Linked DNA regions of Homo sapiens: region 2 is linked to region 1. Evidence: chromatin loops called from intact Hi-C (ENCODE). Cell type or tissue: IMR-90. All regions are shown on one strand. Links, peaks and the distances in the headings refer to the core of each region. The heading gives the core; the rest is flanking DNA.

The links. Hi-C counts contacts between places; a loop is a spot of excess contacts. Peaks named below come from ENCODE experiments on the same cell type or tissue, not always from the same donor. Only the 100,000 strongest peaks of a DNase experiment are listed, where the experiment ranks them.
Region 2: a loop joins it to region 1, with 2.1 times the contacts of the local background. A loop is called at or near these places in 2 of 110 quality-filtered maps.

The regions. Positions count from the first base shown.
Region 1 is chr15:57,377,093-57,393,050 of GRCh38, reverse strand. All of the region lies in intron 1 of CGNL1 (cingulin like 1), which reads right to left. Among named protein-coding and RNA genes, the nearest start is that of CGNL1, 8.6 kb to the right of the region's middle. RefSeq lists an enhancer at 4,893-5,477. In IMR-90, for the core only: no CTCF peak of the experiment used is centred there; a DNase peak (open chromatin) is centred at 8,050; H3K27me3 peaks cover 593 bases.
Region 2 is chr15:57,474,729-57,490,686 of GRCh38, reverse strand. All of the region lies in intron 8 of CGNL1 (cingulin like 1), which reads right to left. It also overlaps the pseudogene RIDAP3. Among named protein-coding and RNA genes, the nearest start is that of CGNL1, 110 kb to the right of the region's middle. RefSeq lists enhancers at 4,036-5,235, 15,025-15,524. In IMR-90, for the core only: no CTCF peak of the experiment used is centred there; no DNase peak of the experiment used is centred there.

The DNA of each region.
Region 1 (15,958 bases), core at 6,740-9,239:
TTTTATTTTTGTATATGGAAGAGAATTAGACTTGAAAATACCACTACATATAATTCTTTCATCTCACCAACAGGCATATTCACACTCTTCTACTAATACTGGCCAATCAGGTTGAAAATCCCTATCTCACAACTGTTATCTGTGTCACATCATTAAGATAACAATTTTTTATGTATTAGTCCAGGGTATCAAAGAACTTTATTTTTCCTTTAAAAAAAAATGACTGTTCATTCTACACTTAGTAGACTTTAAACATCTAGACTCCATTCAAGCCACAGACTATTAACACAGTTAACATGAGATGGTGGTTTCTTGCCTTTGCTCTACCCTCAGTTGTAAAAACCTTATACAGCTTTATTATCCAGATCCTGGGACAATAGCCTTCAGTAGGAGACAGATGATGAACAGAAGGTCTCATACTTACACTGTTTCCTTAGCAATGAATTAGATTCTGGGAGCTCAAGGAAAAGGTAGGAAATGACAGTCATACTTCTTTGCAAGATAAATTTCCAGCAGAATGTACTTTCTTGCTGACTTGAGCTGCTTGGTTGGGTTTCAGCCCCTCATAAAGTTGTGTTAGGTCTTGACCTAAACATTCATTCATACTTCAAATGAGTTTTTGTCTCTACTAGGTAGAAGACACTGTGCCAGGTACCAAAAGAGATTTAAAATGACCTTATTTCACTCCTGGACTTTTCCCCTTCCCCAACCTCCCTCTAGGCTGATCACACACAGCTAAATGCACTCCTATCCTATCACATCATGTCTCAGATAATGCCCCTGTTAGGGCCTTGGTTTCCTCTCTTTAATATCTCCCACCCCTACTAAGAAAACACCTATCACTTTCTTTTGTATTATAAAGGTAATACATGCAGTGATATTTATAAAATTCAAACAGCCAAGAAGGGCATGAAATGGAAAACAAAACCACAGCACCATCCCATGGCCCAGAAATAACCAAAATTCTTGGTTCCAGAAATTGATATTCACAATCAAAAATTAAGACTTTTTTTTCACCATCTTATGGTGCTGAAAAAATTAAGACTTTTATTGTGATGGTGTCAGGTGAGGGGGGGGAAAGAAAAATGTGAAGGTGTTTATTTTTGCGAACAAAAAAATGGGATCTCAGAATACATGCTGATTTGCATCTTTTCTGTTCTTTCCTCTTTTCCTGCCTGTGGACATCACTCTGAATAAGGATATGGAATAAGGATACGATGGGTGGAGCAGCAACAGCCACACTGAGATCATGAGGAAACAAGCTTGAAGGCAAACATCAAACACTGAGGCGAGGAAAGAGGAAATAAGCCTGGGTCTTCAAACTAACTCCCCCAACAGCCCAGACTTTGGACTTCTTGTTTACATGAGGTAACAAATGTCATTTTGAAATGTCTTATTTAAACCACTTTTTAACCACTTTTTGCTGTTTTTATTCTTATGTAAACCACCTTCAACTGAGTTTTGTTTACTTGCAAGTAAAAGCAGCCCCATTGCCAAACTGCTCTCTAGATAGAAGCCCAGTGAATTTATAATCCCACACTCAGCACATGTGAGAGTGTCTGTCTCCTCACACCCTTGGCTTTACAAGGTTTTGGTCCCCATCTATTCCTGGTTCATTTTCACAAGTGGCTAGAGCCTTTTCTTCCTCAAAGTCTAGCAGCTCTTCACTAAAGAAATGGCCCATTGCAAAGCAGTAACAGCAAGGCTGCTTATCATTGGCCAGTATTTCACTCATTCTGCTTCGCCTATGTCATCCCTTATGGGCACGAGGCTCACATGGCTTCTTCCAAAGCAGACTCTGTCATCACAGGGCCAGAATATACTATAACACACAACACCAGTCCGGACTCTGCTAGACTATGACAACCACAGGGTGTGGAAAGACAGACCCTAGACTGGGAACAGGGTGGCCTGGCTCTCATCTGCCATTTTTGAGCTGGTTGGCTGAAGACAAGTCACCTCACCTCCTGAAGCCTGTTTCTTTGGATGTAAAAGGCAGGGTCTGGAAGCTACAGCCTAGGATCCTTATGAAGATTGGGACATGGTACACACAGGCACTGATGCTAACCTGTCACTGACTATTACAGGTGGGACTTAGGCTGAGGCAAGCCCCTGGCCTCCTTCAACACTGTGGTCCTTCTTTGTCCTCTTTGCCCTCTCAGCTTGTCACACTCCTGCCACCACAGCTGGCAGCCTGTCAGGTCATGATGGCTAACCCGAAGAAAATCAGGCCCATCCTTCTGCTCCTCCCACAGATAGGCAGCACTCCCACGAGCCCCATCGCAGTGAAAGGATATGATCAATGTCCAGCCAGCCGAGAGGCAGCGCATGCCAGCGAATGTACAGGAAATGCCAAGGCCTGGGCTGGTACCTGCACCAAATGCATATGATTTTTCACCCAGTCAGCCTAGGTCTCGCAAGCTCCCAAAAGGCTAGTTTGGCCCAAACTGCTCTCTTCCGTCTTATTCATTCTCTACCATTGTGAATGAAATTATTGTTCTCAGTGCTTTGCTCCTCCATATACATCTACCTTCTTTGCCATATGACTTCGAGTTACCTCCTACTAGAACTGGCCAGGTATACTTCCTCACCCTGCTGATGTGGGGCTTGACAATGCAATTTGTGTTGGCCAAGGGAATCTTGGCAGAACTGACAGTGGGCTGCTTATAGACCAAAGCTTTAAGAGGCTTCCAGCATTTCTGCTTGCCTTCTTATGCCTCTGTAATCTGCCCAAGGCAAGCTGGCCCTGCATATTTGTTGCCCCTGCAGCCTGGGCTGCTGAATAAAACACATGTGGAATAGACCTCAACCCAGATGGAAGCCTGGAGTCTGGCTTGGCCAAGTGAAGCACAGCCTGGCTCAACCAAACCACACCCAACCAACAGCTGAGCGAGGGGAAAATGAACCTTTGTGGTCATAAAGAACTGGGATCTGGGGCCAGGTGCGGTGGCTCACACCTGTAATCCCAGCACTTTGGAAGGCCAAGGCAGGTGGATCACCCAAGGTCAGGAGTTCGAGACCAGCCCGGCCAACATGGCAAAACCCTGTCTCTACTAAAAATATAACAATTAGCTGGGTGTGGTGGCACGTGCCTGTAATCCCAGCTCCTTGGGAGGCTGAGATAGAAGAATCGCTTGGACCCAGGAGGTGGGAGGTTGCAGTGAGCCAAGGTGGCACCACTGTACTCCAGCCTGGGCAACAGAGTGAGACTCCATCTCAAAAAAAAACAAAAACAAAAAACTGAGATCTGGGATTGCTTGTTACACGGCAATATTAAGCAGCAATATCCAATACAACCATTGTAAGAGCAAATATAACTAAGTTTGCCTGGCACATAATGACACACGATGATAAAATATTTACGCTTATGTTAAGGAAATCTGAGTCCATTTATCATTCAAACACATACAGAGCACTCCTATACATAAGGCACCAGGCAAGGCCCACAGGACACTGAGTAAAAAGAAAAACACAAAGGTAACTAACTCCTGCACGTGTCTTTTTGGTCAAGCGTAACTCCAAGCTTCCTAAATCCTATTGGGCGAGAGGGAAGGGTCTGTGTTGAAAAAGTGTCTGCTCATTTCATTCATTCATTTACTATCCTGGGTTAAAACACAAAAGGCATGAAATTCAACATCTGTGCATTTAAGTGAACTCTTACATTTGTTGATAGCAGAATCTACTTTTTCTACAAATGTACTATTCACTTAAAAGACAGTTGGAAACTACAGGTTTTTTTGGTTTGTTTTTTGTTTTTTGAGATGGAGTTTTGTTCTTTTTGCCCAGGCTGGAGTGGAACTTGAATCATTTTTAATGAACTCCTTGGTTCCACTAATCTTCATTTATTTCCTGAGCACTCTGATGCCCCAGGCACATGATTTTTAACTTTGCTAGAAAGCAGCACACACATCATTCCTAGTTCCAAAGCCCAGCTGCCCAGGTGCAGCCACTGATCACGAATTATTTTAAAGGGTAGTTGACATCCCCTCGTGCCCAAAATTTAAATTTAAAAAGAAAAAAAAAACACCTCTCTATAGTTTGACTCCGAAGTCTTCATTTTTACCTTTAGAATTTTATTTCATCTGCAAATGTGAAGATTCCTCCTCTAAAGGACAATGGAAAAAGACAAATTTCAGCCAGACTCCTTCTTCCATTCACCTCCACTCAGAAAGTCATGGGAGACTCCCACATCTAATAGCCTTTGCCATGAAGTCTTTCCAACAATCTTTTGGAAGTCTAAATAAAATCTAGATCCACTGGTTTGTCCTTCTTCCCACATTTATTCTCTCCCTCGGAGAACTTTAATAGATTTGCCAAGCATAATTTCTCCATCTGCGAGTCATGTTTTCTTCAGAGTCCAGTAACATCACCCTGTCCCATGGACTGCACAAGGCTGCCAGGTATGCAGGCAAATTAGCTCTGATAACAAGAAGCATTTCTATGATTCTAACCAGAAACTCACCAAAGTGAAGTGTCAGTACAGTCGTGCGAGCACACATATCTACAGCTACCTCTGCAGACACTGCTCTGAGCACTGGACACACAAGAATTCATAGAACAGAACCCCGGAGGGAGGATTCAGATCCGGGCAGTCCAGGCCCAGAATCCAGACTGCTAACTGCCCACCTTGGCAACCTCTACAAATCACCAGTGCGTGTCAGCAGCTCCGGGCTCCCCTCACCCTCCTGTCTTCGTCCAGCACAAAGGAAAGACCACCCTAGAATTTTCTTTATTTTAGCTTTTCCCAGGACTCCTCTAATGACAACTCCGGAGTTTTCCCTGAAGCTAAAGCAGCCTGCTTCCTCTTCTCGGGGCCTACTCACCTCTCCAGAATCAGAGAAAAAAGTAGAGCCTCCTCCAGCTCTCAGACCCTAAGGCCCCAGAATCTCAGGAGCCTGGCACTGCTCTCCTAAATGCTTTAATCTCTGCCCACTGAAGCCCCCCGACACTGCAGATAAGGTCAGAAGTGGGGCAGGGTAACTGCCCTTCCCAGGTAGGGAAATGCTTCACCTCCTTCCAGTCCAGTCTCTCTCCAAGGAGCTGGTTTTACATATCTATGTGGCTTTCAGCCTTTCTGAATCTTCTACTAGTGGCAGCTGAGGGGGGCAGGATAGCCAAGAATGTCCTCCACCCCCTGCCCAGCCCCCATCTCTGAACCCAGTCTGGGTCAATGACAAGCTACAAATCTGGCCCAGGCCTCCACCTGGAAATCTAAAGCAAAGGATATTATTAAAGTCACAGGTTAAGGATCACTCACTCCACAGCTCCTCATTTAGAAGCCTGCAGTGGCGTCAAATGTAAACACTTCCCAAGAATGCTTTAAAACAGGGGGAGGTTTTTATTAAACGACTTAATTGAGGGCCACTTCTCATTGTGGGAAGCTTTTAAACTGATGAATAAAAGGGGCCTGGTGGTGTTTTCCAGACACTTGTTTTTAAAACCTGTCACGCAGAGTCATGGGGAAATGAAGCACCACTCAGGGCCCCTATGTGTGCTCCTGCTGCTAATTCTTTCACAGAAGTAAGATACCTAATAAGACCTATTCCCCAGCACCAAGAACCTGGCATGAGGGCTTCATTCCACATTCATTTCAAGGGTCATTAGAAGTACTGGATGGGAAAAGTGGAAAAAATAAGGCTGGCCAAGAAGGATCAAAATCAATGAAGAAAGACAGTTTAAAACTTGAAAACAGGGCATGACTTCAGAGAACCACAGGCCTGATGACACTGAGGCTTGGGGTGCTCTGCAAAAAAGACACCAGGTAAAAAGTGGTGAAGTGCTGGTGCATGTTACAATACACAGATGGCACCTTGAAAACATTATGCTAAGTGAAAGAAGCCAGATGCAAAAGGCCATCTATTGCATGAAATACATTTATATGAAATATCTAGACTAGGCAGTTCCACAGAAACAGAAAATAGATGAGCGGGCTCGCAGGGAGGGAGTGGCTGGGGGAAGGGAGGAACGTGGAGTGACTGCTCTACGGGTCCAGGGTTTCCTTTCAGGGGGATGAAAAAGTTTTGGAATTAGATAGTGGTGATGGTTGCACAACATTGTGAGTGTACTTAATGCCACTGCACTGTACACTTTAAATTGGTTAAAATGGAGATTTTATGCTGTATTTTGCCACCAAAAAAAATACCAAGAACCAGAAAGATCCTTTTTCAGCTCCTAAATCAGGAGCAAGCTCTTCATCTGAGTAAAAATACACAAGCTACAAGCCAACATCAAATAGTATTTTACTAACAGCAACTCATTTATTGAGCTAAGCTCCCATCTTCACCGCACACCTCACAAGGACCAGTCGCTGAAGCCTCGCACCCATCTTCAGCTGGGTGTTATCGTCGTCACTGTCGTTATCCTCATTTTACAGGTGAGGAAACTGAGGTGCAACGAGGTGAAGTAGCTAACCCAGGGTCACACAACAAGCACGGGAAAAGCCAAAGGTTGTACACAGAGCAGCCTGTGAGTGGCTGACCTCATGCTGTCAACCACTGGGCCACACTGCTTCCCGAATCACACACCCTGCTGCAGGAACTATTTGGGGGGCCTCCTACTATGCCCGTAACACAGATATTCTTTGTTGAGCCCCAACCATTTTAGTGTCCTTGACTGAAACGGATCCCGTGAAAAATGCCTTCAAAAGGCATACCTTAGGAATCACACAGCACATTCACATACGTAGAGCTAGTTTCACACGTGCAGAGTCAGAGCAACATGACGAGATGGGAGGGTGACACAATTACCTATCTGCCCTTTAACAGGGGAGAAAAGCGAGGCTCACAAGCCTGTAGCAGCACAGGCCCCACTCCACCAATGTCCTCTGCAGGGAATGGGTTTAACCACCCCACAGGCTAAGTGGTTTCACTGGTTTTAGCATGGCTATTTATATGTAAACGATGCAAGCAAGTTTCAAATGAAGTTAAGTCATGTTTAATGGAGAGAAAAGGAGGTGTTCCCACCTCAGGGGCACCTGTGGGGAAACCCAGAGGCATCAATAAAACGTTAAATTCCATTCTTTCCACCCTACTTAAGAAAGGAGGGATCTTTGTCCCTGGCCAATAGCTCCCTTGGATCAGAGATGTTAAAAAGAGCTACCGTTGTTTGAGGTTCCACTTTGTCAGGGTTTCTTAGCCTTGGCTCTACTGACATTTTAAGCCAGATAATTCCCGTGGGGGACTGTCCTTTGAATCAAAGGATATTTAGCAGCATCCTTGGCCTTGGCCCATTAGATGCCAGGAGCCATCACCACCCCAGTCATAACTACCAAGAATGCCCCCAGATATTGTCAAATGTACCCCCGGGTGGGGAGGTTGGGGGGACCCTGTTTGAGAACCACTGTACTATGTCAAAGAGATATGGCTTGACTGTATGGGGTAGGCATTACATCTATTTTACAGAGGAGGAAACAAACCTGAAATGGAAGAGGAACCAAAGAGCCATCACTCCTAGTGATCGTCAAATAGAGCTTCCAATCCAAGTGAATGAGACCTTTCTTTGCCCCACAGTGTGAAGAAGGAATGAAAATACAGGAGATGAAACTACTTTATTTTTCTCTGTCACCCAGGCTGGAGTGCAGTGGCACAATCTCAGCTCACTGCAATCTCCGCCTCCTGGGTTCAAGCCAAGCTGGGAATGCAGGCATGCGCCCCCACGCCCAGCTAATTTTTTGTATTTTTAGCAGGGACAGGGTTTCACCATGTTGGCTAGGCTGGTCTTGAACTCCTGATCCCAACTGATCGGCCTGCCTCAGACTCCAAAACTGCTAGCATTATAGGCGTGAGCCACTTCACCCAGCCCAAGGTGAAACTACTTTCTACTAGCTCATGCATTTAAATGTTAAACAGGAAAATGGATGGTGGACTTGAACCTTACCAGGTATTTGGTCCTCAACTGCAAAGAAAATATATTCTGCAGACCCTGATGACAAGAGCAGCCCCGAACAATGCATGGAAGTCTGAAGGGCCTCCCTGATTCACTCAGTAGTCTGCAAGCTGGGTGTCGGGATGCCCTTCAGATAAGAAATGCTTTAAGCAAACAAGCAAAAAATGATTCACCATGAGAACTTGAAATGCATACAAGACAGCATGCTTTTATCAAAAATTCTCTCCTGTTATTTTTGCAAAACACTCCCCACACACTCTCACTTTACTTAAGGCTTGTCTGTTTTTCTGTTTAGATATCACTGTGGCTGCTAGAGACAGAGGAAATACAAGGATGTCAAGTTTCAAAACACTGTCTTTCTTCCTTCTTCCACAAAGCTTTATTGAGCACCTATTTTCTACCAGACACCAGGTATACAAGGTCAGTAAAGAGGTCTCGTCTCTTTAAAGGTTTGTTTGAAAGTTTATGGCAATTTTTTTAAAAAAGAAAGAAAATAAAGTTTATGGGAATTCAGACACATAAACAAAGAGCACTTATGTTGTTCTCATTGCCAAGATAAAGGCATATACAGGCTATCAATAATTTGTTGAAGAAATACGTGGGTGAGTTCAAGGAATGAATGAAGAGCAGGTGCAGCATCCAGGCCTCTATGCCTAATGAGGTGGTAGTTGTTAGCATAGCTCAGAGCCGGACAGCAAGGGTTTCAACCCTGGATTTCAGCACTTTGACAAGTTACCCAATTTCCCGTGGCCTTGTTTCTATCGCCTGTAAAATGGGTTTATGATAGCACCTATCCCATAGAATTGCTATAGTAAAAGCTCTAGGATGGGGCTGGAGGCAAATGCTATGGGAGCATTTGCTATTATGAGAATTACTGATCTTGGGCAGGTCTCCTGGAAAGTGTCTGGCAACTCTCTCCCTCTTTTGTACCCCATCCAGCTGCCTCACACCCAGAAAGTTGGACTCAGGCCTGCAGGGAGAAGCAGTCATGCCATGAGCAAGCCAGGCCTGGAGAATCAGCTAACTGGTGGGTCTTATCTCCTACCCACTATTTCCCCTCTCCCTTCACCCTACCTTCTCCTCCCAACCCACCCACCCCACTCCCCAAAGCTTATAGGTGGCCCAAGGCAGCACAGACTGTTAGGGCTGAGCTAGTCTGGCCACAACCAGACCAAATGCATTTAAGCCCCAAACCTGAAACTCACAAGTAAAAGAAATCTTAAGTTTGGGCTGGGCACGGTGGCTCACGCCTGTAATCTCAGCACTTCGGGAGGCCTAGGTGGGTGGATGGCTTGAGCTCAGGAATTAGAGACCTGCCTGGGCAACATGGCAAAACCCCATTTCTACAAAACACACACACACACATAAAAATTAGCCAGGCATAGTAGCCTGCATCTGTGGTCCCAGCTCCTCGGGAGGCTGAGGTGGGAGAATCACTTGAGCCTGAGTCTGGGAGGTTGAGGCTGCAGTGAACTGTGATCACACCACTGCACTCCAGCCTGGCCAACAGAGTGAGATTATCTCAAAAAAAAAAAGAAAAGAAAAGAAAAGAAAAGAAAAGAAAAGAAAAGGCAGATGTGGTGGCTCACGCCTGTAATCCCAGCACTTTGGGAGGCTGAGGCAGGCGGATCACGAGGTCAGGAGATAGAGACCATCCTGGCTAACATGGTGAAACCCCATCTCTACTAAAAATACAAAAAATTAGCCGGGCGTCGTGGCACGTGCCTGTAGTCCCAGCTACTCAGTAGGCTGAGGCAGGAGAATGGCTTGAATGCAGGAGGCGGAGGTTGTGGTGAGCTGAGATTGTGCCATTGCACTCCAGCCTGGGCAACAAGGCTGGGCAACTCTGTATCAAAAAAACAAAAAAAAAAAAAGGAAGAAAGAAATCTTAAGTTTGTTAAACTCCACCCTGCAATCCCTTTGCAAGCTATTTTCTCTCTCTCTCTTATCTCTCACTCCATTCTTTATCAGGTCCTCTCCAGCACCTAAAGCTTTCACAGTAATCACCACTCTAAGTGAACATTCCAGGTTTTTGATACTTGATTAGGGCAAGGACGGAGGCTAATCAACTTTTCAGCTGCTGCTGTATAATTCTGAGTAAGTCATTGTTTATAGAAAGGAAGATAAAAACCACACAGGCAAAAAAGGTGGGGAATCAAACCTTTTTTAATACTGTCAGCTACAAAAGAGTTCAAGGATATATATTAGTTCATAAGATATACTAGAACCTCTTCATGACTTTGAAAACTGGGCCATTTCCTTTTCTTTTGTAATCAAGTCAAAAGAGCCCCATTGTTGAAAGTTTAACAGTCCTAGTTGGAATACCCAAACTCCCAGCCTTAGAGAGGAAGGGGTCCTCACTTGGAAAATGGGACTAACAACACTCCCATCACAGGATTCCTGGATAGTCCTGGTCACAGTCGTTCCTCTTCCCTATGTGGACTATAAATTTGCAAGGGAAAACAGAGGGCCTGTTTTGAATGCAATGAAACACAAAGATAGAAAACTAAGGGAAAAGGTCAAAAACAAGAGAATTCTTGAGGCCAAAACTAGAGGTCATCTTACCTCAATCTTCCAGCAAAGAGATAAGTAACAGGAAAAGATTATTAACAGTCGAGGAGCTTTACAGACCTAACACACTACAAAGCAATCACCTGAACGATTACGTACTCTACCAAAGCAAAGCAGAAATCCCTGTGATTGGGCAGCAGGGAAGAAACCCTGCCCTGTAAACAAAGAGGCTTCTGGCCAGGCTGGCAGAAATATTGCACGTTCATAACAAATGCTCTGTGCACTAATCCCAAACACTCTAACTCCATGACGACCCTCCGCTAACTCCCTGGAAATGTTCCTTGGAGCTGATCCTTCTCGGGTTGAAATATTCAGCTAGTGCTCATTGTAGTAATGAACATTCATTCACTAGCCCTTTTTTAAACTCATCTCTAATTATAACTCCATATGGCCTCTAAGCCCTTACTACCTGTAATTTTAAGAGCTTGAGGTAATTACTATGCAGCAAAGTTTTGTTTTTGTCGCGAGTACCACATAAACAGGAATTGGATGTGCACAGCTTCGTTTTATTCTAGAATGCCCAACGCTGAATTTTGTTTTTAATCTCTTACCCAACAACCAATTATCTACAGAAACTCAGAGGTTTGCAGAACTTGAAGAAGGGTGGAAATCACGTCTCTCTAACCTAGGATGTGGGACCCGTTCAGAGACTTTCTGCACAGCCTAATCTACCCTCTTCTTTAAGACACCTAGAAAAGCAGCAGTCCATAAATTTCCCTTGGGATCACAAGGTCGCAGTGGCCTTTAGCGGAATACTTTCTCTTTAGGTCTGAACTGATTTACTATTTTCCTCTACCTCACGTAGAGGAAAATAGTAAAATTCCTATTTACACGAGGTAGAGGAAAATAGTAAATCAGTTCAGACCTAAGGAGACTGTGATGTTAAAAAATAAACAAGGCACTGAGAACACAATTTCTTAATCAGCTCAGCTTAAGAGGAGCGAGAAACAGTAGAGAGAACTTAGCTTTGTATTCAGACAGACCAGAGTACTCTCGAACTTCAACTCTGCCATTTTATTTTTGTTGTTTGTTTTTAAGACAGGGTCTCACTCTGTGACTCAGGCTGGAGTGCAGTGGCATGATCATGGTTCACCGCAGCCTCAACCTCCTAGGCTCAAGCCATCCTCCCATCTCGACCTCCAGAGTAGCTGGGACCACAGGCACGCACCACCACACCAGGCTAATTTCTGTATTTTTTTGTAGAGGCGGTATTTCAGCATGTTGTCCAGGCTGGTATTGACCTCCTGGGCTCAAGGGATCCACCTGCCTCGGCCTCCCAAAGTGCTGGGATTACAGGCATGAGAACTTTGCCACTGTCAACTACTATGCACCTTTGCAGGATTCAGCACCTCCTTGGGCCTCAGTTTCCTCATATGTAAAATGAGGTCACTGCCACCTGCCTCTCAGGAATGTAAAGGGTTTACAGTAATGAACGAAAAGTGCTGAGCATGCTACCTGGCACTTGAAAGGCAGTCAATAAACAAATAGTAACTATTATAACCATGAGGTTATTAGCCCTATGGGTCAGCTATTTGGAAACCACCTACCCAAGGGAAAAACAGTGTGAAGTCCAGTTTTCAGCCTGCCCAAGGAAGCCTGAGCTACAGCAACCATGGTATGATGAGGAACCAATGTCTGCCCATTGGCAGGAGCCATAGATACAAACCCAACCACTTGCTCCAAAAAGTGCTGCAGCTGCGGCTTTCACACTGCACTTTGCATTCTCCTTTCAGCTCTGTTGCGGAGGTAGCCGCTACTAAGCTTACTTTACCAGTTACTAATGTGCCAAAAATGGATCCAGCCACATTCTCCATGAGCTTCCCACTCCCAGGAAGTACCCCTGTTCAGTAGACTCCAGAAGCAAAAGACACCTGCCAGAATCTGTTCTCTTCCTCCACCTCCCACCTCCCCTTTGCATGATGGATACCTGCACCCTTCTCGCTCCTGGAGTCGGACATTTCCAAAATCAGTCATTTGGGGTACGGGCCTAATAGAATAAGCTTTAATGTAAACCCAAGTAAAGCATGTCTTATGCCTCCTGTGCCAATGAATTGAGGAGGCATCTACCCAGGCGAGGCTAGCCAGGTGCCCCACAGTACCCCACGGGCCACTGTGTTCCTCTTGATTAGAAAAGTTCCTAACTTATTGCAACCCAGGGTTTACATCCCCACCTGACTCAGGCCCCTTAAGGCAGGAACCTTATCCTGTTTACCAACAACTCTGGGTAATACATAGCTTTTGCTAGTAACAGGGGCTACTAACAGCTGGGCACAGTGGCTCATGCCTGTAATCGGAGCACTTTGGGAGGCCGAGGCAGGTGGATCACCTGAGGTCAGGAGTTCGAGACCAGCCTGGCCAACATGGTGAAACCCCATCTCTACTAAAAATACAAAAATAAGCGGGGTATGGTGGCGCATGCCTGTAATTCCAGCTACTCAGGAGGCTGAGGCAGGGAGGATTGCTTTAACCCGGGAGGCGGAGGTTGCAGTGAGCTGAGATCACATCACTGCACTCCAGCCTGGGTGACAGAGCAGAGTCTCAAATAACAAAAACAAAAAGACACCTTAGTGTGAATTTAAGATGAAGCACTATCTCCCCCAAGGATATTGGCTTGAGGGATGCAGGAGGGTGCATGAGGAGAGAAGTACAGGGGGCTGCAATCGGGACACGGGGGACACCAGGCTGAAAACACTAAGCCTTCCCTCCTCGGTAAAGGTCAGTCAACCCTGGTGCTATTTCCATCCCCCACCCCATTCCCTTTTTTTTTCTTTTTTCCTTTTCCATTTTCAGGATTTTCATGTCATAACTGGTTTCTTGATAACAGCAATGTCACATGCCTGAAAAAAGTAAGCACTTGGTCATTCAGAGAAAATTACCCAATTTTTGGTTTCCCCTTGAACTTTGTTTTCCTGCTCTGATGCCAACCTCTCAGCCATGCCACCGCCCTTTAGTGCCGAGATCAGAAGATGAAAAGAAAGGAAAAGCATAAAATCAGTTGGATATTTTTAAAAGGCCAATGGCATCTCTTAGATAAATGGGTTTCACGGGGAAAGAGAGTTAGGAGGCCATTAAATTTCTTTAACTCTCCCTCACCCATCAGCACAAGCAAATTAAACAAAGAAAAAAAGGAAGCCACCAGGGCAATAAATTCTTAACACAAACCCAAGGCCTTTTCTAGTTGCTGTATCCCCTTTCCCTAAATGAAAAAGTATCTCACTAACCCTTTCTTCATATTTTTCTTCACTTACTTTCTTCTAATCACTTTAGGATATTAGAGCTGCTACTCCAAAGTGAGAAATTGCAATAAATGTGCTTAGGCCCACATTTACATAAACTTTTCTTTTTGGGGGGGTAGAGTGTATTATTATATTCACAGTGTAACTATTGCTGTTCAGGGGTGACTTTTCAGACACCATGAATTCAACAGCATCCTCGAATAAGCATTTTTCTTTTCCCAATTGAGACAAGATTTGGAAGTTAACAAACCATTTAATAATATGGCTTCATTTTGTTGGCATGGTCTCACTCACTCACACACACACACACAAAAAAAACAGTAGGAAAACACTTTCCATATAGTCTTGCTCCCCAAAGGGTGATGATTCGGGTCAGGGGACACCCTGTAAGACAATGCGCTGCATGTAACCTCCATTTCAAGCCAAAGCCAAGACAATGAAGACGGCTCCCACAGGGTGCACACCTCCAGCAAGTGAATACAGTAGTAGCAGCAGAGCATGGTCGTGGAAGTTGGGGAAAAGCGAGAAAACCAAGTGGGCAAAATTATGTCATTTTTGTATTTTTCAAAATGAATGTTCTTTGGACTTACATTAGCAGCTAGAAATGAATGTAAATGTTCTTTCACTTCAGCAAGGCATTCTTGGAAGGATGTCATCCCACTGTTAATAAAAATACAGGCGGGGCACGGTGGCTCATGCCTGTAATCCCAGCACTTTGAGAGGCCGAGGTGGGCAGATCACCTGAGGTCAGGAGTTTGAGAACAGCCTGGACAACATGGCGAAACCCTGTCTCTACTAAAAATACAAAAAAGTAGCCGAGCATGGTAGCGGGTGCCTGTAATCCCAGCTACTTGGGAGGCTGAGGCAGGAGAATCATTTGAACCAGGGAGGCCGAGGCTGCCGTAAGCTGAGATTGCACCATTGCACTCCAGCCTGGGCGACAAGAGCAAAACTCTGTCTCAAAAAAAAAAAAAAAAAAAAAAAAAAAAAAAAAAACACATAGAGGGCCACCCCCTAAGAAAAACTTAAAACCACTGATTTGTGGTCAGGTAGCAACATCAGGGTGGAAATTTTAATGCAAACATCATATTTGGGGTACAAAAGTAAATTAACCAAGATCCCCGGAGACTATCACATTACTAAAAAGGGCAGTGAAAACACATTTTCTTGATAAAATATATGACCTAATTTAGCCAATATAAGCATGGTTACATTTTCCTTAGTCCTACTTCTCTATCATTTTTAAGACCATGTGACAGGTGTCTCAGGTGTCATCTCAGATGTGCCATGTTATACACTGTGTTCTGTCTGCAGGGCTTCATCATACTTCCAGAATAAGTTTAATCTACAAAAATGGACTTATGTTAACACAAATATCAACCACAAAACCTTAAGGATGTTGTTAGCTTTGGCTTTTTGAAGGAAAATTCTCCACATTTATGCAACTCCATTATCTACGTGGGGGAGTCTCCGGAGGGTCTCCAAAAGCTGACCAAACCCTAAAGTATTTTTTCTCCTTTTAATCTGAAATCATTCCCGAATATGACAAGTCAAATTATCACTTGGTTTTCCCTGAATAGGACAACCCTGTATTATAACCTTGACCCTGACAAGGACTGCTCGGTTCTAATGCCTACACTCCCACCTCCTTGGCAGAAAGTGCCCTGGCAGTATTGACTGTAAACAGAGAGGTAGAAACAAAGGGATCTTCAGTAAAGGCACCATCTACTGTCTAAAGTTGGAAAGCACCAATCAACAGGTTCTTCAGGTGGAGAGGTGGATTAGGGAAGAGCTATGAGGACCTGAGATGAGTTCTAGATCAGGACTGATCTTGAGCCGTCCGAAGAGTGGCTGGTGGGAGCAACTCTCAAAGCAGAGGTTTTCAAACTTGCCTGCACATTAGAATCACCTGCGGCGTCTTAAAAATTCCATTGTCCAGGCTGCAACCCAGGCAAGCCGAATCCAGATCTCTGGGAGTGGGACACAGGCACCAGTATTTTTTAAAACTCTCCAGATGTGGGGCCAAGTTTGAGAACCAATGCCCGCAAAAGCATTCCCAGCGAGCTTTGAGCAACGTTTTGAGCGGCATAAGCAGAGTCGGGAGGGCAGCGGCCTTAGGGTGAAGAACACACAAAGCAAATATACAAAGTTTCAAAAATCCTGTGTAACTAACTCCAACATGACAGCCAAGTACCTGTCTAGAGGCCAAACAGTGATGCAACTTGGAAAAGTCCCGGGGAGAGCTAGAATGTGTGCTCCGAGTGAGG
Region 2 (15,958 bases), core at 7,222-9,721, 97 kb before region 1:
CAAGAATGGGGTGTGAGCCCCTACCTACTTGAAGGCAATATATCTAAATAAATTATTTGGAACTCTTCCAGAAGGTAGAGTCCTCTATTATTCCCCATTTATGTATTCATTTACTTGTTACATCAGTGTGAACACCATGAGCATTTATTTTATTTTGGGGTCATAATCCAATACTACCTTATTTTGTGACTTTGGCCACCGGCAGCTTCTGTATTTCGTTCCTGTGTCCCTGTGCCATACCTCATCAATGTGAGTGCACACGCACGCGTGCGTGCGTGTGTGTGTGTGTTTGGAGCACTTCCTTACTTTCTGGCACTGCTAGGTAGGTTTTTATAATGTGGTTTCTAAACATCAAAGCCTGCCCACGTTAACATCATCTTCAAATGCATCAACGTCATAGAACTTTAATGCCAGAGAGAGCCAGAGGTCATAAATCCAGTATCCCCATTTAATATAAGATAAAGCAAGGTTGGAGCAGTTGCCTGAGGTTACACAGCTTTTTAATAGCAGAGTAACACAGCCACTATGAGAATTCCTGATTTTTATTGCTTATTTTCATTTTTTTTCACTATTTCAAGTAACTACTGTTGTCCATGTGTAAAAGTCCAGTCTACAGTAGAGAAATTGTGTCTGTCACGAAATCTCTCCAGGTGACCAAGTTACCATCAGTAAGGCTGCACACAAAGCAGGGTTGAAAATATGCTTCCCCAACCTCCAGACATCCAGAGAAAACGCTACTGTTTTTATTTTTCTAGTAACAGCTTAATTTTCCTCACAATCTCTCTAATTTCTCTCACAACCTCTCATCTACCTACAATGGCAGTAATCCTAACTTGAACTTAATAGTTAGTAGTATCTCAGTCACTTCTGGTCTAAACAGTCTCTTTTGAGCAGATGCTTTAATATCCAAGCTTCAGCACCAAAACTAATGTCTGGGAAACCACTTGAATGGTAGGGAGCCTGGAAAATAAAACTTAAGAGGAACAGAATAGTGCTAAGACAATTCAATGAGGCAAGAATCGTCTCTTCAACCAACAGTGATGGGACAACTAATATCTACATGCAAAAGAATAAAATAGACTCCTACCTCATACTATGTTCAAAATTTAATTCAAAATGAGTCATAGACTTAAATGTAAGAGCTAAAACTATTAAATTCTTAGAAAAAGAGTAAAGCTTAAATCTGCATGTCTATTTTCTATCCATTAGAAAAATATTATCTATATAAAGTTTTGGTCCATTTTCTATTTCTTTACCCCTACCATTCAAATTTAAATATTTTAATTTTAAACTAGTAAAAGCAGAATTACCAGAATCACATACCTGACATGATAACTAAATATATGACATCACTCAATTTATTGGAATTAGGTATGCTCTTGATTATTTCTCAGGAACAACAACTCATCTTTCCTACATGTTATTTCCCTGTTATTTGAGTAACTATGTAATGAGTATCTCTTTCCTACATTCAGTGATATGGGTGTGCATAAGTGTAATTTGTAACATCAGTAACTGGATTCACCATCTAACCTTCAATTCATGTTTAATTCTATTATATAGTATTTCCATAACTTTGGATACTTTAGTCAAACTTACACTTTTCATCAATTATAAAAATCAAGATGTTAATTAAGATGTTATATCAACTGTGACAATGAAGACGTTAAAAATTCCGGACTAGACAGCACTGGGCCCACTTATAGACAGGCTGTTGTGAGAGGTCCTTGAACAGCTACTGCTTCAATTTCAACCTGGCCTCCTTTGGGTAAAGCAGCAACATGGTAAGCAGCTCTAGTAGAAAAACCACTCTTAAAATACTGTTTGTAGATTACATTGACAGCCCGGAAGTCATTTGTGTCAGCTAGCCAAACAGTTGTTTTTGCCACATTAGTGAAGTCACAGCCTGCAGCTTTCAAAATATCACCCATGTTCTTAAGGGCCTGTTTAGCTTCTTCTGTTACCCACTCTTGGCACAAGCTGTGCACTCGAAAGGTTCATGCCTAGCTCTCCTGAAATGTAAAGGATCCCGTCAACTAATGCAGCTTGACTGAAGGGACCAGTGTACCCTTGGGCTTTCTCAGTGTTGATCACCTTTATGATCAAGGATGACATGGCTAAGTCTTCTCTCTTGCACCCCCTTCAGTAGAAGCAGTCCCTACACCAGTTCTGCTCACTTCTCACTCGACTGCAGAAGAAGAGAAGGTCTTCATGACCTTGGATGAGGAAATGGTTTCTTAGATACAACACAAGTACCAACAGAAAAAAGAGTAAACTGGACATCATGAAAATTAAAAATCTTTGCGCTTCAAAGGATAGCATTTAAAAAGTGAAAAGACAATCTGAAGAAGGGGAGAAAATTTTGCAAATTAAATATGTACTAAGAGACTGATATCCAGAATATATAAAGAACCATTACAACTCAGTAATAAAAAGACAACCCAATTTTAAAATAGGCAGAGAATCTGAACAGATAGCTCTCCAAAGAAGACATACAAACGGCCAATAAGCACATGAAAAGATACTTGATATCATTAGTTATCAGAGAAATGCAAATCAAAGCCACGATGAAATACCATTTCACACCCACGAAGATGGCTATCATAAAAAAGGCAGATAATAACAAGTGTGGGAGAGGATGTGGAGAAATGAAGACCCTCAGGCATTACTAGGGGAATGAGAAATGGTTCTGTCACTTTGGAAAACATTTTGGGAATTCCTCAGTTATTTTATGACCCAGCAACTCTACTCCCAGGTATACACGCCAAAGAAATGAAAACGTCCGTCCATGCAAAACCTTGTACCCTCTGTATACTCGAAAACTATATCCAGAGACTGTAGAATATTGGTGACTCTCTTTGAGAGAGGTAATCTAAAGGTTTTTTTCTCCCCACTTAGCCTATCTGGCAGCATTTGAACTTTTACAGCAACTCTGTTTCTCAGATCTGTACATTAAGAGAAGTAAAAAACCAGTAAAGGCAAAGTTCTCAATAACAGCACAATCTACAAAGCTAGCAACTCATCACAATTCTAATCACTTGGTTCTGTATAAATATCTGCCTCAACATGGATCTTTTTAAAATATAAAATAACCTGAACAAAAGGAAAATCTGAGTATATAGATTCATTTGGTAACAACCAATGACACTTATATTATTACCAATATCAGAGAATGCCAACCCTTAAGAATTCCTCAAAATGCTTTTGAGAAAAATATGTATCCTAACCCAGTATGTCAGTACTGGCCAAATGGTCCCACTAAGTATCACTTTTGCCCAGAAAAACAGCAATAAACCAATCCTCCTCTTTTACCTTTTTTTGACTCTGTATACCTGAAAATAAGTAATGTTGGCTGAAGTCAAAATAAGCTTTAAAAAAAAAGTTGAATAAGCTCAAGAAAAGAAAGAAAAAGTTGTTCTTTGCAACTCATTTACCATCTTGGAAAAACCCATCTCCCAAGGAGAAGTACTCTTGTTCTTCATAATATGAATTTGCAAATATTCATCTCTTCCCTCCATCAAAATGCACACATACAATAAACTGTCTACTCCTAGTCTTTCTAGTTGCTGGGCAATTAGAGTTTAGTGTGGTTGCACTGGTAATAAAGGTATTTTAAGTTTGTACACTTAGAAGCTTCATTTGCATCAGGAAATAGTTGAACTGGGCTGGGAAAACTAGCAGCAAAGAAGTAGATAATCTACATAATACCTCAAGCATGGCTGGTAGGGCCAGGTCTACAATTATTGTGACATCTGTAAGAAGTTCTAAAACACCACTCCCAATGGAAATGTAAAACAAGGACAGAATGCAAACAGCCTCCCCCTCAGGAGCATGCAACTATTGCAAGCAGCTGTTGGGCCCAACCAAAATCAGTAGCTTCAGCCTAGCCTTTCTCTTGTGCCAGATACCCCTCTTTGGGTGTCCCACAGATGCCTCAAACTCAACACGGTCAGATTCAACATGCACAAAATGGAAGTCCTCATCCCACTTACCACTCCAAGACATGGACCTCCTCTGTTCCTTCTCAATGCCTCCAATATTCACCAGTCACCTAACGTAAAAGCTGAAGGTCACCCTTGACAAGCTGTTCTCACTCATTCTCTCCAATCAATCCACAGCTGTGAGGAGGGACTTCAGTTAAAAGGCTAAAATTTTGGGAATAAGAGAGAGGAAGACTGGACGGACTCATGTGAGTGACAGAATGGACCAGATTTGGTGATAAGAACAGTTTATAACTCTTGCAGAAGCGCCCAGTATCTGTCTGGCTTTCCAACTGTTTCTCTCTTTCTCGCTGATTTATTTGACCCCCTCTTCCTTTCCCCCCACGACCTCTTCCCTGACTCTTTGCAGTGATATCATTCCCATTTCCACAAAGAGAAACAAAGTCATGTGGCCCTAAAGTTTGGTTAACATTTTCTGACAGATGACCTAACACAGAAGAAGCAGGGAAGGTTGACTGGGACCAAATTCCTTGACCACATCTATTAGCTGATCCCTGAAAGAAGTGAAGTTTCAGGCCTCAGCATGGTGAGCCTGCCCCTGCCCTGGAGCACCAGTAAGGCAGCTGATTCCACAGGTCACCACCTCAGCCTGCCTGAGTCAGCCCGGGCCCTGCTCCTGACTCACCCTCACTTCTGATTCCAGACCCCTGACTCAGCTACTCACACATTCCTGACTTCCTGGCCCTTGACTGGTTTGCTGACTTACCTTGGCAGACCTTTGAATTTCTCTAGGGGCCAATGCTAGACTATTAGGAGAGGTTAGTGAGACTGGGCACCAGAAGAAAGAAATGGCACGTGGCTAAACTCCTTTTAAATCAGCATCTGGAGAGCTGTGCTGCTGCCATCAAAGAATGGCATACAGGACATTCTATGTACGTCTATCTGAAAAGATCCTCCAAATGTATTGTGAGAGAGGAAAAAGGTGGTGTCAAAAGTATGATCCAAAATATATTTTCTTCTACTCTATACTCTTATGCATTGTTCAATTTAATTTAAAGCAAGCTTTTTCTATCATTTGTTTTTACTAAAGCAACTACAAAATAAAAAATTCCACACAATTACAATTTGAATGGGAAAAAGCCTCTGTGGCAAATACTATGACACTTCACATATCCTCCACCACTTACTTTTAACATGAAAATATAATTAGATTTGTAAACCACCAAAAAGGATGTATTCCTATTTTTTGTATAACTCAGGCTGTGAATAAAGATAACTTGTCCAACTAGTAACAATATTTCTATTGCCAAAGGAAAGAAAAATCATTTATTTTTATCCTTCAGGTTGATTCATATTTACTATTTTTGAAATCTCTTTCTAGCAAAATATACAATCTTTTCAAGAATATATACCAAGATAAACCATATCCTGAGCCATAAAACAAACCTCAACAAATGTAAAAGGACTGAAATCATACAGACTGGTTTTCTAACCAAAATGGACTCGAACTAGACAACAGGCAAACACCCAAGCACTTAGAAATTAAACAACACACTTCTAAGTAATCCATGGGTCAAAGAGCAAGCCTCAAGAAAATTTTGTTTTAAACACACACTGACCTGAATGGAAATTAAAATAAAATATATGGCATTAAATGTTGATACTAGAAAAAAGGAAGTCTGAATTCAATAATCGAAGCTCCTACCTCAAGAATCTGGAAAAGGAAGAGCAATATAAACCCAAAGCAAGCAGAAGGAAAGAAATAATAAAGAACAGAAATCAATGAAACTGAAAACATAAAAAAAATAGAAAAAAAAAAACCCAATGAAACGAGAAACTGATTCTTTTAAAAGAATGAGTTCATATCCTTTGCAGGGACATGGATGAAGCTGGAAACTATCATCCTCAGCAAACTAACACAGGAACAGAAAACCAAACACTGCATGTTCTCACTCATAAGTGGGAGTTGAACAATGAGAACACAGGGAGGGGAACATCACACACCGGGGCCTGTCAGTGGATTGGGGGGTAAGGGGAGGAAGCTCATTAGAAGAAATACCTAATGCATGCGGGGCTTAAAACCTAGATGATGGTTTGATAGGTGCAGCAAACCACCATGGCACATGTATACCTATGTAACAAACCTGCACATTCAGCACATGTATCCCAGAACTTAAAGTAAAATAAAAAATAAAAAATCTAAAAACCACTAATCAAATGTTAACAAAAAAAATCAGTAAGATTGACAAACTTCTGGTAAGACTGACAAAGAAAAAAAGGATAAAATACAAATTACCAATATCAGAAATTAAACAAGATATATTACCACAGACCCTGCAGACATCTATAAACAACTCAACACACATCTGACAACTTAGATGAAATAGACCAATTCCTTAAAAAGTACAAACTACCACAACTTATGCGATATTAAATATAATAATTTGAATAGCCTCATAACTATTAAGGAAACTGAATTCATATTTTAAAACTCCCCCAAAAGAAATGTCCAGGTCTAACTGGTTTCAGTGGAGAATTCTACCTAGTGTTCAAAAAAGAATAAACATCAATTCTACACAATCTCTTCCAGAAAATAGAAGAGGAAGAAATCCTTCTCAGCTCATTTAATGATGTCAGTATTATTCAATATCAAAATCCAAATAGTATCCTAAAAGAAAGGAAAACATGAAAAAAGGACTATAAGCCAATATATTTCATTAATATAGACACAAGAATCCTTAACAAAATACAAGCAAATAAAAGTCAGCAATTTTTAAAAGAATTATACAGTAGGATCAAGTGAAGTTTATTCCAGGAATGCTAGGCTGGTTTGATAGTTTAAAATCAGGAGGGAAAAATCACATGATCATATCAATAAATGCAGAGAAAGCATTTAACAAAACTCAAAATCCATTCATGATTTAAACTTTCTTTAAGCTCCAAACAAATTATGAATAGAGAGGAACATTCTCAACTAAAGAGCATCCAATTCACAAAAGATCTATAATTAACATTATATTTAATAGTAAGAAACTGAATACCTCCCCCTAAGACTGAGACTAAGGCTGGGATACCTGCTCCCACCACTCTGATTCAACATAGTATTGGAGCTTCTAGCCTGCGTAATAAGGCAGGAAATAAGTAGCAAAAGGTATATAGATCAGAAAGCATCAGAAAGCAAGAAATAAAACTGTCCCTGTTTGCAGATGACATGATTGTCTATATAAAAAATCCCAAGGAATCTACCACCTCCCTGTCACAAAAAAAAAAAAAAAAAGAAAACTTTGTAGAATATGTGATTTCAGCAAGGTAAAGAAATAAAGGTCCTGATATAAAATAAACATAAATAAAAACATACAACTGCATTTCTGTATACTAGCAATGAACAGAAGGATACTAAAATGTAAAAATATACCATTTATAATCACTCAAAAACATTAAACCCTTAGGTATAAGTTTAGCACAACACATACAGGACTTGTATGCTTGAAAATACAAAATCAAATGATGAAAGCAGTGAACATCTAAATAAATGGAGATTTACTTAGACCATGTTCATGGACTGGAATACTCAACATAGTCATACTCAACCTATCAAAACTTCAGCAAAATTTGTATAGATACAGACAAGGTAATTCTAACATTTATATGAAAAGGTAGGCCAGGCGCAGTGGCTCACTCCTATAATCCCAGCACTTTAGGAGGCCGCGGTGGGCGGACCACCTGAGGTCAGGAGTTCAAGATCAGCCTGGGCAATGTGGTGAAGCCCTGTCTCTATTAAAAATACAAAAAAATTAGCCAGGCGAGGTGGCGGCTGCCTGTAATCCCAGCTACTTGGGAGGTTGAGGCAGAAGAATTGCTTGAATCCGGAAGGCAGAGGTTGCAGTGAGCAGAGATCATGCCATTGCACTCCAGTCTGGGCAACAAGAGTGAAACTCCATCTCAAAAAAAAAAAAGAGAGAAAAGAAAAGAAAAGGTAAAGTAACTAGAATAGCTAAAACAATTTTAAAAAAGAATAAAGTGGAAGATTCAGTCTACCAGATTTTAAGACATAATATAGCCACAGTCATCAAAACTATGTGATACTGGTAGAGGGATAGACACACAGGTCAATGAAACAGAATAGAGAGCCCAGAAATTAACACAAAAATGCCCAACCCACTTTTACAGAGGTTCAAAAGCAATTATTGCAGGAAGAATAACCCTCTCAACAAATGGCGCTGGAGCAACTGGATATTCACAGGCAAAATAAATAAACCTCAAACTAAACTTCCACCTTACACAAAATTTAACTCAAAATGGACTGTGAGCTTAAATGTAAAATGCAAAACTAAGAAACCTTTAGAAAACAAAAACACAGAAGAAAATCTCTGGGATCTAAGGTAGGAAAATAATTCTTAGACTTGACACCAAAAGCACAATCCATAGAAGGAAAAACTAAATTGGACTTCATCAAAACTAAAGACTTGTACCTTTCAAAGACCTTGTTAAAAAGGTTTTTTGTTTTGTTTTGTTTTGTTTTGTTTTACTAGAGATTGGAAGAATGTCTTTACAAACCACATATTTGACAAAGTGCTCATATCTAGAATACATAAAAAATTTTGAAAACTCAACAGTTTAAAAAAAAAACAAACCCCAAACAATCCAATTAGGAAATGGGCAAAAGACATGAATAGATATTTCACCAAAGAGGATATACGTGGCAAAAGAGCACATGAAATGACATTCAACATGATTGGCCATTAGAAAACTGCGTAAAACCACAATATAATATCACATATACCTATCAGAATGGCTAAAATACAACATATTGACAATGCCAAATGCTGGGAACAATTCAGAGAAACTGGGTCACTCATACATTGCTGTTGGGAATGCAAAATGGTGCAGCCATTCTGGAGAGTAGTTTTGCAGGTTCTTTAAAAGCTAAACATGTAATTACCATTCATCCTAGCAATTGCACTCCTAGATATTTATCTCAGAAAAAAATTAAATCACATTCACACTCCTAGATATTTATCCAAGAAAAAAATTAAAACATATTCACACTCCTATTTATCCCAGAAAAAAATTAAAACATATTCACACAAAAAGCTGTGTTCATAGAAGCTTTATTATAATAGTACAAAACAAGAAACATCCCATAAGTCCTTCAATGAGTGAATGGTTGAACAAACTGTGGTGCATCTATACTATAGAATACCACTGAGCAATAAAAAGGAAAGAACCTGTTGATACATGCAGCAGCTTGGAGGAATCTCCAGAGAACAATGCTGAGAGAAAAAAGCCAATTCCAAAAGGTTACATTCTGTATGATTCCATCTATATACCATCCTGGAAATGATAAAATTTAAAAACCAGAGAGAAGTACACTAGTTGGGTCAAGGAGGGATGGGAGGGAAAGCGAGATGGCATGGCTATAAAAGGACAACATGAAGAATGCGGGGAGTGATGTAAATGTTCTATATCTCAGCTGTATCAATGTCAGTATCCTGGTCATGCTATTGTACTATAGTTTGCAATACATTACATTTGGGGGAAACAGGATAAAGGGTATATGGCATCTAGCTGTATTTTTTTTTACAATTGCATATAAATTTATAACTATCTCAAAACGTTTGATTTTTTAAAAATTCTTTTTTAAACTTTGCCCATCTTTAAAAAAAAAAAAAAAAAAAAAACCCCAGGTCTTTCCTGGATCACTGGCTTGACTAACAAACATACTATTTATTGGTTGAGCTGATAATTTCTGGATACAAAGAGAAGGCATTTAAGGTGTACTGTTCATTAAGGAATGATTTGGGGGAAATAATAGAAAATCTACAATGACATATCAAACAAAGTTGGTTTCAAGAGGAAGGGGGATGGCCTAAACCAACTGGTGAGAGTAAGAAGGTTCCAGATCCACTGAGTAATGCCCCAAGTTCACAGACTGATCACTGGAAACCAAAAGCATACCTGTCTCCTCTTTAGAAGGCTGTATAAATTCTCAGCCAGAGCATACAATTTTTTTTAATGAATATTAGTTTCATTCTGAAAGACGGGATATGGGTCATTTAAATTCTTCTGATGTCTTTCCAATGATCTCTTCAAACTCCTGCCCAAAGACCACTAGAGACAGGTACAACTAACTGGACTATGGTATTTTCCCCCACAGACAAATGATGGTTGTAACTTTTTAAAGTATTACATTCAATGCATATTTTCTTTCTTTTTTTCTTTTTTTGAGACAGAGTCTCACTCTGTTGTCCAGGCTGGAGTGCAATGGCAGGATCTCAGCTCACTGCAACCTCCGCCTCCTGAGTTCAAGCAATTCTCCTGCCTCACCATCCCAAGTAGCTGGGATTACAAATGTACACCACCACACCCAACAAATTTCTTTGTATTTTAAGTAGAGACAGGGTTTTACTATGTTGGCCAGGCGGGTCTCAAACTCCTGACCTCAGGTGATCCACCCACCTCGACCTCCCAAAGTGCTAAGATTACAGGCGTGAGCTCCTGGCCTCAATGCATATTTTCATACCCATGCTCAATGCTGTGGATAGAGAGACCCTAGAAATAAGAGGTATAAAAATTACCCATCTCAGGTGATAAAAGTTTCATTTATCCTCTTCTAGAGTCTCACAGTTCACACTTTATTTCAAAAGTCACTTATTTAGTAACCACATACTGCTAATACTGCAATAAAACCAACACTTGCTGCCACAGCTCTTTGGGATAACCGTGAGCCAAAATTCCTGGAGCAGAAATCTCACCTGGCATAATATGTAGCTCACGGCTTCTCCTCTGTCCTTTGCTGTCACCCTCTCATACCTTTCAGACTCATCTTTTCCCCCTTTATCCTCTAGATATTTAGCTCAAACTCCTCTTTCACTTCTTGGTGCTACCAGCTTCCCTGCTTCCTCTCCACACCACCTCCCATCTTCTCACTATCCCTTTGCACTTTTCTCCTTCCTGCCTCCCCTGTACCTCATTCCCATCATACTTCAAACTGCTCTGCCTGTTTTGTTTTGTTTTTTGTTTCTTGAGAAGTTTCTTCAAACTGCTCTGCCTGTTTCATTTTGTTTTGTTTTTTGTTTCTTGAGAAGGAGTCTCATTCCATCACCCAGGCTGAAGTGCAGTGGCACAATCTCGGCTCACTGCAACCTCCACCTACTGCGTTTAAGCGATTCTCCTGCCTCAGCCTCCCAACTAGCTAGGATTACAAGCATGCACCACCATGCCCAGCTAATTTTTGTATTTTTAGTAGAGACAGGGTTTCACAGTGTTGGCCAGGCTGGTCTTGAGCCCCTGACCTCAGGAGATCTGCCCGCCTTGGCCTCCCAAAGTGCTAGGATTATAGGCATGAGCCACCATGCCCAGCCCCTTTGCCCATTTCTAATGCTGATTGTTTCTATTGCTGGGCACTAGTCAGTCCCCAGGCCTCTTCCCTCTAGCTCCTGCCCTTCCTTTCCCATGACCCCTTTTTCTGGCTTACTCTGTTTTTCACTCCCATCCTCCACACCCTCACCTTGGTCCAACTGCCTTCTCCAAAAGTACATGCATGTTTACAGAGCGTGTATTTGTTGGCTGGATAAAGGTGCCAGCCAATGTACTGGAAAAGGCAATAAACCAGGGACCCAAAAGCTGGATGTCAGAACCATCTCAAACAACTCCTTGCACCTTCCTGGAGAGCTGGGGGAAGGAGAGTGGCAAGTGGGCTTCTGCAGTGCTTTGCAGCTAGCTATTGATGGACAATTAATCAGATTCTACTTAAGAGATCAATAAACAGATTAATTTAGATACTCCCTAATAAGGTAAGAATCTGGGCCAGGAGCTGTAGCTCACACCTGCTATCCCAGCACTTTGGGAGGCAGAGGTGGGAGAACCACTTGAGCCCAGGAGTTCGATACCAACATGAGCAACACGGCAAAACCCCATCTCTAAAAAAAATACAAAAAGTAGCCAGAGGTAGTGACACTCACTTGTAGTCCCAGCTACTCTGTAGGCTGAGCTGGAAGGATGACTTGAGCCTGGGAGGTCGAGGCAGCAGCGAGCCATGATTATGCCACTGCACTACAGCCTGGGTGACAGTGCGAGACTCTCAAAAAAAGAATCTACCCTTGGGTCACCATGTATCCTTTCACAGTCTAGGCCTATCTAGCAGCTAATGAGACCTTTTAAGCTATTAACAGCTTTCCACAACACACCACAAGACAATCACTGCTCTGGAGCAGGCTTTATTTCAGGAAAGGGAGGTAGCAATGTCTACAGTGAGAGGATCCCATCCAGTTAAAGTGCCTTCCAGAAGGAGCTGTGCTGTTGACTTGAGGATGTTTAACCAGGTGAACCTTCTCGCAGCACCAGATGCAAAAGATTCGGAACTTCTCAAGAAACAAAAGCTGTGAATTTAAAATGAAAGAAGCTTGGGGGATGGGGAGGCTCTTCACCTGCAATATCTACCAGGCCCACATGTTGTTCTGCCGCCTCTCCTACAGAGCATCTTGATCACTGTGGCCTTTGTCCTCCTACCACAATGAGCGGCTCCCATGGAGAGACAGGCCCCTGACCTTGTGTGCCCTCTTTGTGAGCCCCATGAACACCATGAGCCCACGGTCCTGGCTGCTGGATGCAAACAGGGCCGGATGTACAGGAATGTCAGCCGTAAACTCAGAGACAGGATTAACCTCAAAACAAGAAGTTATTTTGGGGCCTTACTATCCTGTTAGTTAAATGACAGGCCAGACTCTAATTAATTTCTACTAGTGTTTTGACAAGGTCAACACCAGTGGCTACACAGGGGCAAAGTAAATTATTAACCCTCCTTCTCCACTGGGCCTGAATCAGCCAGAGAGTTCACCACCTGCCAGCCACGTTTTCTCTCCAGTTCAGCAGCAGGAGGGGCATGGTACACAGCACAGGCATCTGCTTCTGGCCTGAAGGGTCACTAAGACAGCTACAGGAAGTGGCAATGAGTTGAACCTGCAAGGGAAACAGTTCACAATGGGACGGGGAGAAGGAAGCACTGCACACAGGGTAGGAGCCTGGCATCCTGGTGCCTCCAAAACCCCAAAACCAAGCAGCAAAGGAGCCATGGAAGGCTTCTTCTCACAAAAAGTCATAGGCTTAGAGTCATGAAATGCCTTGACCAGGCAGAAAGAGGTCCCTGTAAATCAGAGAGCATGAGGGGTCCAAAGAACATACCTTTCCTTTGGACTTGGCATATGCTGGACTCAAGTTTAGGGTCATAGTTATAAACCCAACTGGCTCAAAATACTTCCCCAGATGGACTCTATCGGACAACCTCACTGCCTATTTTCCAAAGTTTACTAATGCCTTGGTTCTTGCTCCAAATACATGAAGAACCCAGTGTTTTCCAACGAAGTTTGCTAGCATCTAAGTCTTCGTTGCACTGTCATCCAGCAAACACTTTGCAGAGTAGATGTCTTTGGGCTCTTGGACAATTCAGGGATGGAAAAAACAAGATTTTCCCATCCTCCTGCACCACGTCTCCCTGAATGCTTTCAGATCTATCTCTAATGCCACCTTCTCTGGACTCTATCATTTATTTGCTTGACTTCTTTGTCCCCAGCCTTATTTCAAAAAGTCTTTGAAGCACGTCCAGCCTTTTATTTCTAACTGTAAGGGGACTCAATGTTTCCCTAAACCCAGAGACTGCCAGTATTCCTTCCCACTAGACCACACACTTGAGAAACATGTGCAGAAATTTAACAAATAAAACAAAAAGAAAGAAAAAGAAGGGAAGTGTTAAAAGGAGAAATATGTGTGCTTGGCCATATTCTCTCCTTCATCTGTAAGTTCCCCAAGGATAAGGCCCGTGCATGACTTTGGAATTTCCTGAGGAATGGAACAAGCTTCTCCCAGTCCCCAACTCCTACTCACTGCTGACAAAACAGCATTACTTTATTCATTACTGTGAAAACTGCTGCAGTCACCCTGTGGAGCAAACACCTTGCCCTTTATTTTGTCTTTCATGAAACTAAACTAATAATGCTGGTTCAAACAAGTTCTGTTCCCTAGAGATGACTCGGACAGAGGGATTTTTCCATTGCATCTAACTTGGACTTGTTCTGGCCCACATTTCCAGAATTCTAACGTGTGGTCACCGTGAACACATGACTTACTCTGTAGCTAAAACTCACTAAACCACATCTAATCACTTCAGAGGCCGCCTACTACTCTGATGGTTTCTACTGAATTCTTCTGTCACCAACTATTTGCCTAAATCCATTTACATCTATCCAGTACCTCAAGTAAATAAGCACTCAAGAATATTTGTTGAATGAATAAATACATGAATGCAAACAAAACTATTAGCTGTCTAAGGTAAAACTATAAAAGGCATAAAAATGAATAAGGAAAATGGTTACCCCTAAAGAGGTGTTCAAGTCTCAGAGGAGAACAAGACATACTTTGGTTCAAGAAGTTCCCTGCGTCTAGAATGTCCTTGCCCACCCATAAGTCACCTTGCTAATTCCCACTGCCCCCAAGACTCACCCAAGCCTCACTCCCTCTTAGGAACCCGCCCTGGCCTGCCTACACGGAGCAAAGTCACCCTTTTCCGAACTTCTGCTTTCCGTGCCATATGCCAGCTTCTCATGCCCCACACCGAACTGGCTGTCAGCTTTCTTGTCTGTCTCTACTAGGCTGGGGAAGAGTTGAGAGCAGAGGCCACCTTGTCCATCTCTGCACCCCAGATTTCGCATGATGCTTGATGTGTTGAGTAAACAAACAAAAACTACAGGCAAAGCAAAACACAATAAATGCCACCCGAGGGACAAAAGACCCTGGGGATTTCAAAGAGAAAGAACAGCAGCTGCTGGGTGGACCCAAGAAGGAGATGTCATCTGACCTGAGCCATGAAGGATGGCACGATTTTAAATGGCGGAGACCATAGCTCGGGGGCTGGTGAAGGATGTTGGGGACAGACAGGCTAATATGAGCCGGGGGAAAGAAGAAAGCAAGCAGGGAGACCACTAGGGCACACGCAGAGAATCCAGTGAGAGAGCACAGGACAGCAGGTCAGAAAAGACAGTCTGAGGCTGGAATACGTACAGCCCTGGGAGGATTATTTTCCCCACTGCAAGAAGAAGATTCTTTGGGATCAGAGATGTGGTGTGTCAAAAGTATTCAGTCACTCCATCTATTGCTCATTAACTAGGCTTGGGGTTGCACAGCAGGCATTTATGTAAAAAGAGAAGAAAAGAAAACACACACACACACACACACACACACACACACACACACACACACCACACTTGTATATACATAGATCCCAGTTTCTCAGAGTGACATGATTGACATTTTGGGTCAGATATGTCTCTGTTGTGGGGACTGTCCTTTCTTGCAGGTCAGGATTGCAAAGCAAAGTCCCAGAGGTGGCTAATACGGAGTAACAGGGCACACTCTTCTGTGGAGGTGACAGGGAATCCTTTAGTGTGGCTGGCACCAAGCTCACCAGGGACAACAGTGAGGGCCAGGGTTGCAAAGGCAGGTGGGAGCCAGGTGGTGGAGTGCAGGCCTTGGAGACCAGGCAGGACTCTGTAACTGAAGGGAAGCCACCAGGGACTTGTGAGGGTGGCCAACCTGCGGCAGGTGGTGTGGTCAGAAGGGGGCAACACAGTTGGGGAAATAGGGAGATGGCTGCTGAGGCCTGAACCAGGGCAGCAACTGTGAGAAAGGAGGTCAGAGGATGGAACTGAGCTGCTGTGGATGTGGAAGCCACAGACCTGGGTAGCAGACAGAAGGTGAAGGTCAAGGTCAAGGCAGAGGCAGGGGCCCCCAGTGACAAAAAATTAAAAATACTTCACTAAACTTAGGACTTCTTCTTGACCTGCCTTAGGAGAGGTGCAGATCAATACTCTTATTTCACTGTACATGGAATAAATTCAAAAGATATGAAAGGTTTACACACTGTTTTTTGAAAGTTTTCCTCTTACTCCATCCCCCTACATATCCCCAGAAGTAACCACTATTGACTAGTTATCTCCCTCTTGAAATAATCCATATGTGCACAA